Regions from separate parts of the Homo sapiens genome. Here all the other regions are linked to region 1. Evidence: chromatin contacts called from ENCODE Hi-C or POLR2A ChIA-PET data. All regions are on one chromosome and are shown on one strand. Each heading gives the region's core, a stretch centred on a gene start or an enhancer-like site at or near the end of the contact. The rest is flanking DNA. Distances are from core to core; before and after follow the strand shown.

What was found. A loop is a pair of places that touch in the nucleus more often than their neighbours do. ChIA-PET counts read pairs that join two places held with the same protein, here RNA polymerase II (POLR2A). Pooled maps may share reads with other maps.
Region 2: a loop to region 1 is called in a map of CD4-positive, alpha-beta T cell, with 2.5 times the contacts of the local background. The contact joins the promoter of RING1 here to the promoter of ATF6B in region 1. A Hi-C loop is called at or near these places in 5 of 168 maps with a recorded cell type or tissue (CD4-positive, alpha-beta T cell, K562, gastrocnemius medialis and 2 more), 1 of 37 single-sample maps with no recorded cell type and 11 of 50 pooled maps.
Region 3: a loop to region 1 is called in a map of naive thymus-derived CD4-positive, alpha-beta T cell, with 11 times the contacts of the local background. The contact joins the promoter of KIFC1 here to the promoter of ATF6B in region 1. A Hi-C loop is called at or near these places in 1 of 168 maps with a recorded cell type or tissue (naive thymus-derived CD4-positive, alpha-beta T cell) and 6 of 50 pooled maps. POLR2A ChIA-PET finds 5 or more read pairs at or near these places in 1 of 52 experiments (PC-9).

What each region holds. Positions count from the first base shown.
Region 1 is chr6:32,126,439-32,129,726 of GRCh38, forward strand. ATF6B (activating transcription factor 6 beta) reads right to left here and starts at 1,808. Exons shown (of 18, transcript NM_004381.5): 1 at 1,679-1,808; 2 at 1,233-1,312; 3 at 1,004-1,082; 4 at 665-756. The coding sequence starts at 1,769. FKBPL (FKBP prolyl isomerase like) reads right to left here. Exons shown (of 2, transcript NM_022110.4): 2 at 2,269-3,288. The coding sequence ends at 2,293.
Region 2 is chr6:33,207,238-33,210,079 of GRCh38, forward strand. It overlaps RING1 (ring finger protein 1), which reads left to right and starts at 1,263. Exons shown (of 7, transcript NM_002931.4): 1 at 1,263-1,407; 2 at 1,528-1,663; 3 at 2,389-2,549; 4 at 2,678-2,842. The coding sequence starts at 1,586. It overlaps MIR219A1 (microRNA 219a-1), which reads left to right and starts at 598; the gene lies at 598-707.
Region 3 is chr6:33,390,424-33,393,320 of GRCh38, forward strand. It overlaps KIFC1 (kinesin family member C1), which reads left to right and starts at 1,400. Exons shown (of 11, transcript NM_002263.4): 1 at 1,400-1,574. The coding sequence starts at 1,563.

The DNA of each region.
Region 1 (3,288 bases), core at 558-3,057:
GGAGAATTGATGAAGTCTCATGACTTCAAATATGGCCTCAGAGTGGACAACTTGGGCAAGAACAGTTCCAGAATTCTCAGCAGTCAATAACTCTCTTCTTCCCAGCCCCACATAACTCTTTATATTAAAAAGACCCAAGATCAGGCGTGGTGGCTTATACCTGTAATCCAAGCACTTTGGGATGCCAAGGTGGGAGGATCACTTGAGCCCAGGAGTTTAAGTCCACTCTGGGCAACATAGGAAGACCCCATTTTTACAAACAATAAAAAAAATTAGCCAGACATGGTGGCATGTGTCTGTGGTCCCAACTACTCAGGAGGCTGAGGCAGGAGGATCACCTGAGCTCAGGAGGTCAAGGCTACAGTGAGCTGTGACCCTGTCACTACACTGTAGTTTGGGTGACAGAGGGAGGCCCTATCTCAAAAAAAAGCAAAAAACAAAAAACAAACAAACAAAAAAATCTTCACTGCTAGATAACCAAAGGGGATGTGGAAAATGAAGATATTAAGGAAACGGCAAAGGTAGTGGAGAAGGCCCCCCACACCTCACACACCTCATGACTCATAGCACACAAATCATTTAAATCATTTCTTTGTCACCCACGGGTGAAGGGAATGAAGCAGAGTCCCCGTCACAGAGAGTAAGAGGGATATGGCTCTCTCACCTCGCTGGATGGCTCTGTGGAGAGACGCGATGACTCGGAGCTGAGGGAGGAGGAAGAGCAGGGGGAAGATGGCTCAGACTTCACCTGAAGATCTGGAGGAAAGGGAGTTAGAAATTATCAGGAAGCAGAGCTTAAGAAGAGTCCAAAAAGTACCCAAGGACATGTCGGTGGGGATTCCTGTACCGCAGCAAGGGAGAAGAAACAAAAATAGGGGATTGAAGGAGAGAGGATAGGCACTTATGTAGAAGCGTGAGGATATAGGAAGCTACGTAGTTTCTGGGAAACAGTGGGAAGATGAGGGTTTCTGGAAATCTGAGGGAACGACAAAGACTACCTTACCTGGGAAGATCGGCAGGAGTTCCCATGGGGGCTCAGAGGGGCTGACATCCATCCCCACGTCCAGGGAGCTGCCGTCAAACTAAATAAGGGAGGATACAAGAGGGCAGGAGTGTGAGAAAGGATGAGAAAGTAGGGGTGACTCCAGATGAGTTATGGCCTGTGAATGGGTCCAGGTTCTGGGCTCACTTTCCACCCACCAAGGGTTAGAGAAAGGCTGGGGACACAATACCGGGACATCCTGCTCCGGGCAACGGAAGAGCTGCGTCTGCTCCTCGGCCACTTCATCTAGGCCAGAATACAAGGTGCTGTCTGCAAGAAATGCTGAGCGTCGGGGGGTCGTTCGGTGGCCCCAGCCTACAGATCGCACACAAGCCCCCGCCCCATCCCTCATTGGCTCCGCTCGGCCAGACCCACCGCCCGCCCACTTGAAAAGTGATACAACCAGGGCGCTTCAGCCCCTCCTTCCCCGACCCCGGAACAACTCGACGTTCCAGCAGGGAGCAGAGTTCTTCCCTGACTTTTGTATCCCCCTTAATGCACAACGAGCCCCCTGCTCCGCTCTCCTTCAGATGGCGGATTCCGTATTTGCCCAGACTTCCTCTTTAGGCCCCCGCTTCTTTCCCGCGTGCCTCAGGGACAGTTTGCCACAGCCCTCTCCCCTCCCCGGTGCCTCACTCTGCAGACCCCAGTCCTCCGGGCTAAGCAGGTTGTCGGTGAAGAAACGCGTCGGGTCAGCAATCTCGCTGAGCAGCATCAGCTCCGCCATCTTTCCCCCCCACCCCCCAACCAGGAGACGGTTCCCAAGGCCCGCCTCTCCCCATCACCAACTAATCAGTTGACTCTTTCAAAAAAGGGGGCGTCCCGGAAGCTCTACCGACCAGTAAGAGACCTGGGTGCTGAGCACGTGAATCAACAGATGCGGATGACTGTGTAGGCGGGCCCAATGGGAGCACAGCAGCAGGAAGTAACTTCCAGACAGTGCCATACCGCCAAGCGCATGCGCCAAACAGGCTCCAGTGATAAAGCGCCTGGGAGATGTAGTACCCAGTATTAAGGTCCACCATCTCCCCCAGCCACTACTAAGTTTAGTTTAGACAGCTTCTATGTGTCCTCGGAGATAGATAAGCCCCTCAAAAGGGGCGCACTGTGACCACTGCTACCTCCCCTAGGAAGCCAAAAGCTGAGAATGGGATATGGGCTGAAACCTTCCCTCTGGCCCCCCACCCCCAAATCTCACAGCACAGACCACAATTCACAAGTTCCTGTCTCTTTTAAGGTTTAACTTTTAATCAGCCAAACATCTTGCGCAGACCCTGAGCCAGCCCTGCATCCTGGTTCTTCCCCTGAATGACCACCTTCCCCAGTTCCTCCTGGGCTGCCCGGTTTTTGGGATCTATCGCCAGCACCTTCTTGAGGTCAGCAGTTGCTTTTTCCAGGTTCCCAAGGGCAGCCTGGGCAACCCCCCTTCGGTATAAGGCCTTTAAATGGCCAGGCTCCCGCTCCAACACCCGGTCACAGCTCTGGGCTGCCAACTGAGGCTGCCCTAGCAACAACTGACAGGCAGCCAGATTGGCATGAAGGACAGTTCGTTCTGGAGGGCCAGGTGGGGGTAAAGTCAGGAGCAGCCGAAGAGCCCGTCCATAGCATCGGGCAGCTCCTTCAGGGTTCCCAGCTCGAAATAGTTCTGTGCCCCTTGCACGTTCTTCCCTGGCCAGGGCTTCCTTCTCGCTAGTCTCCAGCTCCCAGGAGTCTCGGCCTTGAGTGAAGGATGCCAGTGTGAGCCTGACAGGAGGTCCAGAGTGCCCAGGCAGCTGAAGCTCTGCTTCCTCACCTTGACACATGGACTCCAAGCATTTCTCTATGAGCTCCCCCCAAGTTTCCTCCCTCCATGGCCCTACGCCCATAGTTAGCTCTGTCCAGCCCTCTGGCGGCCCTGATCCGAAAGGAAACCCCAAAGCCAGTACCCGGCAGCAGGAGCCTAGTTTGGGTTTGTCCAAGCCATGGCCACGGATTACGATCTTCTTGACAAAGCTCCCATCGGGGCAGTACCAGAGATCAGAAGCTTGAAGGGCCTCTGGCATCTGACTGGTTGATCCATGAGACTTATGAGAGTCTCCTTCAAGTTCAGCAACCAGTTTTTCAGCTCCTTGAGTATGCTCTAGAATTTGGCTGGCTGGATCTGGGCTTACTTCCAGCTCAAGCGTTTCGGTAGGAGGGTCTCGGGGCTGCTGCCTAATCTGAATAACTGAATCAAGGTTCTCCCGAAGGTTCTTTTCCCACTCTTG
Region 2 (2,842 bases), core at 13-2,512, 1.1 Mb after region 1:
GGGGTCGGATGGGGGGGATTAGGGGAGGGGGCCAGGATTAGGGGAATGAACCAGCCGATGAAAGGGGCTGGAGAGAGCAGGAGGGAGGGGGCTGGGAAGAGGAGGAGGAAGGGGAGGGGGGTCTGCGCTAATCGACTCTGGCGCCCACATAAGGACTGGCCACGGACTGAAGGAGAGGACAGGGAAGTAGGGGGGAACTGGGGTGGGGGGCGAGGGCACCCACTGCTGCCTTGTCCCAGGGACAGGCCACCCCCTGGCAGCCGCAGCCCAAGTCCGGGAGCCTCAGCTCGGGCGGGGACAAGATGCCCATCAGGGTCTCTAACTGCCCCCCACCCCCTCGCCCTGTATCCCTCTCATTCCCTACACTCAATGGGGATCGCTCTGCCCCTTCCTCTTCTCTTTCCTCCCCATCCCCTTCGTTTACTCTAGAGTCCTCGAAGAGGCTTCTGCCCACTTCCCACTCCAGACATTCTGCCCCTGTGTACCCCACCCACACGCGCACCCCCCCTTCCCAATGGGAGCTCCATCTTGTGTATGTCCCTGTTTCCGCGTGGTGTCTCCATTCCCCCTTTCCTCCCGTGCGCCTCCCTCCCTTCCCCGCCCCGGGCCGCGGCTCCTGATTGTCCAAACGCAATTCTCGAGTCTATGGCTCCGGCCGAGAGTTGAGTCTGGACGTCCCGAGCCGCCGCCCCCAAACCTCGAGCGGGAGAGCGGGTCGGAGGGTCTAGGGAGAGCCAAAGCAGAGGGTGGAGGGAGTCCCCAGGGTGGTAAGGGGAATCCCGGGCACATCGGGACCTAGGTGTGTTCTCAGGACTAGAAGGCTAAAGCGGCAGATCTTTTGCAGCCTTTTCCCCCGGGATCCTGGAATGGGGGTTACGGAGAAGTGAGGGGGGTTGATCCCCAGAGTCGCCAGGGTACGCAGAGTGGGGGAGGTAGCCCTTTTCACGAGCCCTCTGTCCCCTCCTGGGGTCCCAGATATTCCAGGCCCCGGCCCCCCGGAGCTGAGGCCCCGCGTGGGGGCCTCTGGAAGGGAACCGAGGCTAAGGTTGTTGGCCGCGCGACGGTGCTGGGCCGGGGGCGGAGACCGTGGTTCCCTAAGTGGCGCAGAACTCCCGGGACGCAGGATCCTCACGCGGGACGAGCCCGTCCCGTGGGCGGGAGAACCGCGGCGTCCACGTCCCGTCCCACCCGCGCCGCGAATGGTGGGTGACGTCTCCGCCGGCGGGGGGAGCGGGTGTAGCGGAGGAGCAGGCGGAAGTGACGTAGGGCCCCAGCGCCCGGGCCATGGCGGCGGCGGTGGCGGGAGCTGCTGTCTGAGCAGCGGTTGCGGACCGAGCGAACTTGGCCCAGGAGCCCGGGCCTAGGGAGAGGCGCGGCGGCGGCGGGAGCGCGAACGGCTGGAGCTGGGTGAGGGGCAGTGCCGGCGCGGGGGCGGGAGCGGGGGCGGAGAGGGGCGCTTCTGGAGGGGCGGGGTCTACGCGAGGGGCGGCCCCCCTGACGCCCTCCTCCCCTTCCCCCCACCCCCAGCCTTCTTCGCCTTCTCCTCGGCTGTGGAGCCCTGGTGGGGGGTCTGCGCCCGGTCACCATGACGACGCCGGCGAATGCCCAGAATGCCAGCAAAACGTGGGAACTGAGTCTGTATGAGCTGCACCGGACCCCGCAGGTGACAGGCATTCTCCCTTTCAGGCTTACCCCCTCCCCCAAACCCTTATATCCACAGACCGCATCACACAGCTTCTTTTCCGTAATTTGCTCTATTCTGCCTTGCCTGGCCCTACCTTTGAATCACCTTAATCTTTCCAAAGCACTTTCGCATTTAGCTCATTTAATCCTCAAAACAGCCCTGCCAGAGAGGTGGAACAAGTATTATTATCTTCATTTGAAAGATCACAAACACAAAAATTACCTTCCCTGTTCCTCATTCAGTGTCATAAGTCAGTGCACATAAGACTCACTTTGGGAGTTTATTAAAAGCAGAGCTTCATGCCCCCCAACATTCTGATTCAGTAGTGAATTGGGTTCTCAGAATCTGAATTTTTAACAGGCACCCTATGGGGTTCTAATACAGGTAGCACCAGGACTTTAAAAAATTTTGTTGAATAGTTTTTCCCAACCACAGATTTGTGCCATCTTCACTCCTAGGCCACTTAGCCACCTCAGATCCTCCTATTCCAAAGCTCCTACTCTTAGTTAATGGACACTAAAGTCTGTCTTTTCTCCATTTGCTCCAAGTCATCAGTCCTTCTCTTTCTCAGAATTCTTGTCTCCTATAGAGACCAACATGGGTCTTCTCACTGTATTTCTCAAAATTCTTATTTTATGGGCTGCTGTTTCTAAAACCCCTTTCCCTCTAACCCACACCACCTTTCTACTCACTGATGCCTTCAGGAAGCCATAATGGATGGCACAGAGATTGCTGTTTCCCCTCGGTCACTGCATTCAGAACTCATGTGCCCTATCTGCCTGGACATGCTGAAGAATACGATGACCACCAAGGAGTGCCTCCACAGATTCTGCTCTGACTGCATTGTCACAGCCCTACGGAGCGGGTAATAGGAGAGACATGTTTGAGATGAGATGAAGGGGTACAAAGTTAGGGCCCTCTCACTGGTCTTGGTTCAGCCTAGGCTTCAGTTCCCTTGACTGACCACTCAGGGCTTCCCTTCTCCTACCCCAGGAACAAGGAGTGTCCTACCTGCCGAAAGAAGCTGGTGTCCAAGCGATCCCTACGGCCAGACCCCAACTTTGATGCCCTGATCTCTAAGATCTATCCTAGCCGGGAGGAATACGAGGCCCATCAAGACCGAGTGCTTATCCGCCTGAGCCGCCTGCACAACCAGCA
Region 3 (2,897 bases), core at 150-2,649, 1.3 Mb after region 1:
AGTTATCCCCCTTTACCTTCCATTGTTGGTTTTCTCTAGTTTCTTCCTTTTCTTTTTACTGTGTTCTCTTCAAGCTCTTGCTTTTTGGAGTTTTCCCAGGATATCAAAGGTTGGGGGGATGGCAACATGGTTTTCAGACAGTGTGTCTCCCCACAATCTGCTTCTCTCTACAAGCTTGTTTGAAGCCAAGTTAAAGCAATGGATAGAAGACGGCAGCGCGGGTGTCAGACCTGCCAATTTCCAACTGCACACCAAATCCCCGAACATATGCTTGAGGCCCCTGCCTTTCGGTTTCATAAATAAAACCCTGTCCTGACTACCTCCAGGATTGGATGGAAACTCGGATGAGTAAATATGGTAGAACGACTTTGCAAACTAGCACCCTATTCACACGTAAGGGGTTGCTCTTGTCACCGAGACTGTTAGAGGCAACGTGAGTTAACAGAAATAGCTTGGATTTTGAAGCTAATGGAATCTAGATCCATTCCTAACCAGCAGTGTGACCTTATTGTGTAATCTTTCTGAACCTGTCTCCATCCATCTCTACAAAGAATGTGGCACAATGTAGGAACTCAGTGAATTTTCGTGATTAAAAGACGAGATAATACAGGTGCACAATCTGCAAAACATAAAATACTCCATAAATGGAAGCAGTAAATCTTCCCCGAGCTCGAGACTCCAAAGGCCCTGAGCCCAGTACCAGTAACAGCACCCAGGTAAGTAGGCTGGCTGAGAGAAGAGGGCTATAAAGAAAAGTTCTTTCCTGAGCTTTGAATCCCCACTGTCAGGCTTCAATGGAGCGCAAAAATTCCTAAATTTGGTGAGAAATGGCAACATTACCAGGGAATGAACAGACCAGGCCACTCACATCCACGTGAGGGCTCCAGGAGCCACTTCCGGGCCCAGTCAACCACGACCAGGAGAGGCAGCGCTGGAGCCTCAATCACGTCGACGGAAAACAAGTGCGCTCCCTACTGCAGTCACCAGGAGGCGCTAGTCCCGCCTGTCTCCCGGCACGGGTCCTCGTTTGCGCACGCGTCATTTCTTTCCTCCAGCGTCCCCGCCCCTTCTCCTCCGGCCGCCACCAGTTTCGCTTGGCCAGTTGCGTTCGTGCGGCGACGTCCACGCATTTTCTGACGTAGCGAGCGACGGCGGGGAGCCGAGCGGAAGTCCAGCACTATTGCCGCTAGAGGAGGGGAGGGGTGAGAAGCATAAGTGGCACCGGAAGTGGAATTAATCCGCCTACCTCTCCTGCGCCTGCGAAACAGAAAAGACAAGGCGCCTGTCGGGCGGGGTGTGGCTTCGGGTGGCGGAGAACGCTGCGATTGGCCCTCGGCTGTGGCGACAGCGACGATTGGTCCCTGCGTGCAGAGCGCGGTGAGAGTGGGTGGTGGCCGTTGGAATTCAAAAGTGGCGGGTGTGGCGCGGGGCTGGTAGCGGCCGGAGCCGTGCGAGTTCTCTACCCTGCTTCGCGAGCGGGCGAGAGAACGCGAGTCCCAGGATCCCCGGCACCCAGTTCTCTTCCACTGCATTCCCCCGGCGCGTGTGGGACCGAGGTGGACATGGATCCGCAGGTGAGTAGGGGCGGCGCAGGTGTCCTGCCCTGGGGATGGGGACGAAGGCTGACCGCTCCGATGCTGTCGCGCCCCCGGCTCCCGGTCGGCCTTTGTCATGTCTACCGGGAGAGCGAAGGTCCGTGCGCCCCCGCACAAGTGGAAAGGGGCGGAGGCAGGAGTGGAGACGGCTTAGAGCACCCGGGGAGGTCGGAAGGCACGTCTGTCTGCCCTCCCCTAGCTTCAAGTTTCTGGAGCCCCTCCCTTAACTTTCATGTCTCCGAGATTTCTCATTTCGAATTCTCAGGCTCGTCTGACACATTTCCACTTCTTTATTCCTACTCAGGGTGTGATTGCAGTGTGTAAGAAGGGAGAGTTCTGATATGACTTCTTCCTTTTGGGGACATGGTGTCTGAGGCCACATCCTTGCTGAGGTCCTTTTGTGTTAATCGCCTCTCCTTATCACTGCTGCTTCGGAGTGTAGGAAAGGGAGAAGGAGAGTAGGGTAATCTGGGCCAAAAGACTTCTCATTCTCTCTCTCCTTTCCCAAATTGTGCAGATTCCTGCCCAATGAAACTGATTGATTTAGTTCTTTCTCTTAAATGGTGCCCTGCTGCACCCCACAACCATATGCAGCTTCCTGTCTCCAGTGAAGAGAGATGAATGTGTGTGACAGCTGGAGTGTACTTATCTCTGGTGCCAGGAAAGGTCTGCCTGAATCCTTTGTTTACTAGTATTTCACGTTCAGGTTTCCCTGAAGTTAGGATTCAGCCTTAAGAGAGATTCTTTCTCTCGTGACAACCAGAGAGCAGAGTAGTATTATGTGACAGTAAGAAGTAGTAAAAGCCTTCTCAGATCTATTAATCAAGTATTTATTGAGCACCTACTACATGCTAGGCGTGGTTGTAGGTACTTAGGATGCAGCAGTGAACAAGGGACAAATCGTTGCCATCGTGGAGCTGCCATTCTATGGGGATACAGACAATAAATGTAATAAATGAATTATATAACTGCCAGAAGGCCGTAAGTGCTGTGGAGAAAAGGAGAAATTCAAGGTTGAGGACATAGGGGAGGCCAACTGGCGGGTTAGAGTATTAAATAGGGTGGTCTCAGTAACCCCCATGGAAAAGATGAGTTGAATAAAGACTTGAAGGAAGTGAGGGAGACAGACAAGCAGATAGTGAGGGAAGAACATTTCAGGCAGAGGGAATCTGCTAGAGCAGAGTCCCTAAAGAGTTGTAAGGAGGGAAGTGTGGCTGGAATGAAGTGAGCAAGGGGAAAAGTTGTGGGAAAGGAAGTCAGGTAATGGGTAGTGGGGTTGCTGATCACAGTTTGTCCTTGTGG